Linked DNA regions of Homo sapiens: region 2 is linked to region 1. A link is a contact called in ENCODE Hi-C data. All regions are on one chromosome and are shown on one strand. Each heading gives the region's core, a stretch centred on a gene start or an enhancer-like site at or near the end of the contact. The rest is flanking DNA. Distances are from core to core; before and after follow the strand shown.

What was found. Hi-C counts contacts between places; a loop is a spot of excess contacts on that map. Pooled maps may share reads with other maps.
Region 2: a loop to region 1 is called in a pooled map, with 4 times the contacts of the local background. The contact joins the enhancer-like site here to the promoter of INCENP in region 1. A Hi-C loop is called at or near these places in 4 of 50 pooled maps.

Annotation. Positions count from the first base shown.
Region 1 is chr11:62,122,739-62,125,317 of GRCh38, forward strand. It overlaps INCENP (inner centromere protein), which reads left to right and starts at 1,273. Exons shown (of 19, transcript NM_001040694.2): 1 at 1,273-1,425. LOC124902681 (a long non-coding RNA gene) reads right to left here and starts at 973. Exons shown (of 2, transcript XR_007062697.1): 1 at 919-973. RefSeq lists enhancers at 884-973, 1,504-1,573, 1,563-2,144.
Region 2 is chr11:62,369,906-62,372,484 of GRCh38, forward strand. All of the region lies in intron 4 of ASRGL1 (asparaginase and isoaspartyl peptidase 1), which reads left to right. It also overlaps the pseudogene RCC2P6. Among named protein-coding and RNA genes, the nearest start is that of ASRGL1, 34 kb to the left of the region's middle. RefSeq lists enhancers at 807-1,329, 1,330-1,852. Within about 2 kb of position 1,291, at least 11 of the 41 ENCODE cell types and tissues checked have a DNase peak (open chromatin) inside an H3K27ac peak, as active enhancers do.

The DNA of each region.
Region 1 (2,579 bases), core at 23-2,522:
GTGTTGCCCAGGCTGGTCTCGAACTCCTGAGCTCAGGCAATCCACCCGCCTCGGCCTCCCAAAGTGCTAGGATTGCAGGCGTGAGCCACCGCGCCCGGCCAGAGATTCTTTTTTTTTTTTTTTTTTTTTTTTGAGACGGAGTCTCGCTCTGTCGCCCAGGCTGGAGTGCAGTGGCGGGATCTCGCCGGCCAGAGATTCTTTATAGGACATATTAGTCCTTGTCTTTCCCCCCCCGCCTCCATATTGGAAAGATGAACTAATTGAAATATGACTTAGTAAAAACATTGTGCCAACTTGAAACCTTGATTTAGTAAAACATCTCAATGTTTAGATCCTTTGTCCAATGGTAGTATTTATCAGATGTATTCAGCTTGCTCAGAAAACCAAAAGGGCATTACAACCACAAAAGCAAAGAAAAATAAGAAAACGTCCCATGTTTGGATCTTGTTCTACTTGTAAAGATTAAATTGAAATGATTAGGCTTTTCGATTCATGAGCCAAATACCGTAACACCCTGGCCTTTGATGGGTTTGGATTTTTAACATTACTCCTGAGATTTCAGGAAGTGGGGTTACAGTTACACTCCTTATAGCTGCTAAGTGTATTAAGTTGAATGTAAGGATGCATAATATTGTTTGAATTGAGCCCCACTACCAATTCTTTAAAAAATGGCATGAATTCCTATACGTAAATGATTTGGTGGAACTATTCCATCATAATTTCTAAATTGTTTATATACCAAGGTAGCCTTAATTTGTATATGTTTCAGTACAATGAAATTTTACTCCCTCTGGGATGCTGTTTGGTTTGTATTTTGAGGAATGTTTTTCTCATGGGAAGAGGAACCTATGACTTCTGTACCTAGATAATTTGTTACATTAAAAAGCTGGTCTTTCAGCAATGTAAGTATATACATACATGTTTTTATGAGGAAAAAAAAGCAGCAGAGATCAGAAGACTGCCACCGTGCTTGGAGAAGAAAGAAAGCCGCGCGTGGCCTTCGCAGTGCTCGCCGGGACTCGTAGTTCCAGGTCTGCGGGCTCCTCCCAGGCGGGGATCTACTTCCTCTCTCGGCCGCGGCCGCAGCACCCGGAAGCTGAGGGGGCTTAAAGTCTTTCGCTTCCTTTCCCCGCCTCTTAGTCCCGCAGATTGCTAGTGGATATGGCCAATAGGAGGGCTGACTGGTACTTCCTGTTATTTGATTGGCTTAAAATTTTGCAACCGCCCGGACAAACTTGCCGAGGATTGGCTGAGCCTTCAGTTTTGAAAATCATAGTTTTCGCCCGCGCTGCGCCGCCTGGTTGCTCCTCCCGTGCGGTGAGTCCCGAAGGCCCGGAGCCAAGTGGGTCTGGGCAAGCGGGGCCTTACCTAGGGATACCACCGGACTTGGATCGGAGCAGCCTTCAGGGGACGTGGCGCAGTCGAGTGAGTGCGCGTGGGCGTGGGGATTGGGGGGTGGTTCGCGATTTTTTCCCCGGTCCTCTGCTCCGTCCCTGTCGACTCCGGACCAGGGTCGTGACTCCCCACCCCAGCCCCTGGCTACCTGGGCATATGAGGGTCACCTCTTCCAAGTGGCGAGGTCGCCTGCCTTGGTTCTCGGGCCCGAGATGCCTCCCACCCTTTCCACCTAGGCCCTCAGCTTCCTAGAGCATAGCCCCGTTCCCTCCGCTCCCGGCTGCTTGGCACCTTGTGCCTGTGAGGATTAGTGTTGACTTGGACGCGCAGGAAGCCCGAAACCAACCCGGTTGTTTGGCGGAATGATGCCAGATGGCATTTCTGTGCAGTTAAACCCCTCTCTCAACGCCCCCGCCCCCAGCTGAGCAGCATTTTAAACTGACCATTTCCGGAGGCTGGGCCGCCCCTTGTCACTCCCCAAGCCTGTTCGCTGTCAGCGGTTCAGTCTCATTCAGCTAACATGGGTTGCTCGCGGGGTTGCCCAGAGCCAAGACTGGGCACCTGCCTTTCAGAAGTTGATATCTAGAAGGCGGTATAGCCAGTGGTTAAGGGCACGGTTTAAAGGCGGTATAGCCCGTGGTTAAGGGCACGGTTCTATTTATGCCCCTGATTTACCGGCTGATTTTGACTTCTCTTTGCCTCAATTTCCTCATCTGCCCATGCGTATCCTCAAGGTTGTGGTGAGAATTAAATGAGATGATGTCTGACTCGGGCATGGAGTATGACTCAGTAAATGGGAGCAGCTGCTATGCGCTTTCTGCACAGAGGTGTGGTAGGCGCCCAACTTACAGCACCCTGAAAAGGACAGGAGTCATAGAGGAGGACGATGGGGCCTTCAGTCTGGTGTATGGTGTGGAAGAAGTGTTGGAGAGGAGGAAGACTGGAGAGTGTCTTCCTCGGTGAGGTGTTGAGTGCTCTTTATCTGTGTGCAGGTGCTTACATGGGTTGAAGAAGAGATTTTTGCTGCTCTTCCAGGAGCCTGATTCTTGGTACACTGATTCCTTCTTTTTCAGGGTCACCTCTGTTTTAACTTACGGTAACCCTTTTTAAATCGTTGCGCTAAGGTCTGCTAGAAGCAAACCTCCCCGTGAAAGAAGTCCAATTGCTTTCATGGACTTTGTGAA
Region 2 (2,579 bases), core at 41-2,540, 250 kb after region 1:
AGTTTGTCTAAGATCATTAATTTGATTTGCCAATTTTTTATCAATACCAGATTGTGAATTCCACAATCTTGTAGAATTATTGTGCCAATGGTTAACAAAGTTTACTGTCTGAACAGAAGAGTACAATGCAACTCCTGCCACAGCGGCCGTAGCTGTGACTGCAATTAATCCCATAGTCACTGCAATTAAAGTAAAATTGAATTTTTTGGCTCTATTTAAGATGGCTTTTAGTACTTCAGTCAAAATATGGATGGATGGTGAGGCCTCCCACAGTCGGTCCATGGACACAGGGATCCACACGCCTTCTCTTGCTCTCACTAGCAGAATATGGTGTTGCCAATTAAAAGTCGAATCAATGCAAGTAAACAATCTGCAGTTTTCGCAGGTTATAGTTTGGGAGTCTGGTTTAATAACTATATTTCCTAACACTAGCATATAAGAGGGCTTTACACAACTTTGCAAAGGAACTGTTAGACTGGAATTTAGGTCGATAGTATAAAATGGCTTACGATCTCTTGTTTCTGTAGTTTGATTTCCAGACCAAATTCTAATGCAGTATGAGGCCACAGTAAGCCTCCATAATTCTGGATGTTCAGGACCAGAAACAGGACTTAATATTTCTGGTCTTGGAGTAGAGATTCCTTTTTCTCCCCATTCCCAAGGGTAGAAAGACTGTAATTTTATGTGCTTCTGTTTGTCTAAACTTTCTGTTAAGTCACTATTAACAGCTGGACTCACTTGTGCACTGGGACACAATTGAGTTTGTCCTGTGCAATTGTGGTAGCATTGACCTCAAGGTGCCCAATCTGTAATAGTTCTGAATTCATCATTTTGTAATATCACCGCACTATTGGCCACACATTCTTCCCAAACTAAAACTTCTGTGTCTTTTGATCCTTTGGGAATTTCCGTGGGGCAAGGTTTTCCTTTAGGCCTAAATTTTAATGATCTTTGATAAGGAAAGTCCTGTAAATAATTTACCTGTGGCCTGTGTGACATTCTGTTTACCATGTGATAAGTAAGTCTACTGGTGGTACTGACAGTAGGTACTGCTACCAACCAATTTTGGATTGCAGCATTAAACATCCTGGCGCATTTTTAAGTGTATCTGAGTGGGCTGGAGCCCTCGTCTGGGCCAGGAAAAAAAAAAAAGCCCTCCGATCCGTCTTTTAGTTGCTTCTCTTCCTTTTTTCTCTCTGGTTTCTCATCACTCCAACCAGCCGCAACCATGCCCAGGAAGAAGGCGGCGGTGGCGGCCTGGGAGGAGCTGAGCTCGGGCAACGGCACTGCCCACGCCAGGGCCCAGGAAACGTGGCGGCCCCGCAGCCGGAAGCGCGAGCCTCCCGAGCGCTGCAGTAGCAGCAGTGGTGGCAGCAGCAGCAGCGGCGACGAGGACGGCCTGGAGCTCGACGGGGCCCCCGGCAGGGGCAAGCGCGCGGCGCAGCCTGTGGCAGCAGGCAAGGTGGGCGGTGCGGCTGTGGTGGTCGCCGAACCCGAGCACACCAAGAAGCACGTCAAACTTGAGACGTGCTGTGTTTACTCAAGGTTTAATGGATTTAGGGCTGTGCAGGCTGTGCTTTGTTAAAAAAGCGCTTGAAGGCAGTATGCTTGGTAAAAGTCATCACCATTCTCTAATCTCAAGTACCCAGGGACACAATACACTGCGGAAGGCCACAGGGACTTCCTCACAAAGTGCAAAGGGGAGCTTTTGATTTTGGGGGCAACCAACTGGGACTTGATTGGTCGAAAATAAGTGCCTAAACAAGGCCAGGAGTGGTGGCTCAGGCTTGTAATCCCAGCACTTTGGGAGGCCGAGGCGGGCAGATCACAAGGTCAGGAGATCCAGACCATCCTGGCTAACACGGTGAAACCCCGTCTCTACTAAAAATACAAAAAAAATTAGCCGGGCGTGGTGGCGGGCTCCTGTAGTCCCAGCTAATCAGGAGGCTGAGGCAGGAGAATGGCGTGAACCCGGGAGGCGGAGCTTGCAGTGGGCCGAGATCGCGCCACTGCACTCTAGCCTGGGCAACAGAGCAAGACTCCGTCTCAAAAAAAAAAAAAAAAAAAAAGTTCCTAAACAGGAAGCTGCGTACGGCAATATCCGTCAGAATTTGTGGGGACCCCATAGGTATGGGTGCCTGGCGGGGGTCCGGGTGCGGACAGTGGTCTCTGGCTCCTGTGCTGCACACAGCCTCCTCATCACCACAGAAGGAAAGCTGTGGAGCTGGGGTCGAAATGAGAAGGCGCAGCTGGGACATGGTGACACCAAGAGAGTAGAAGCCCCCAGACTCACCGAGGGTCTCAGCCACGAAGTGATTGTGTGCAGCGTGTGCGCGGAACCACACCTTGGCCTTGACGGAAACGGGCTCCGTGTTTGCGTTTGGGGAAAACAAGATGGGGCAGCTGGGCCTTGGCAACTAGACAGACGCTGTCCCCAGCCCTGTGCAGATAATGTACAACAGCCTGCCAATTACCAAAATGGCCTGTGAGGCTGCAAATCAGTATGATAATGGACTGCAAAGGAAACCTCTATTCCTTTGGGTGCCCTGAATATGGTCAGCTGGGACACAACTCAGATG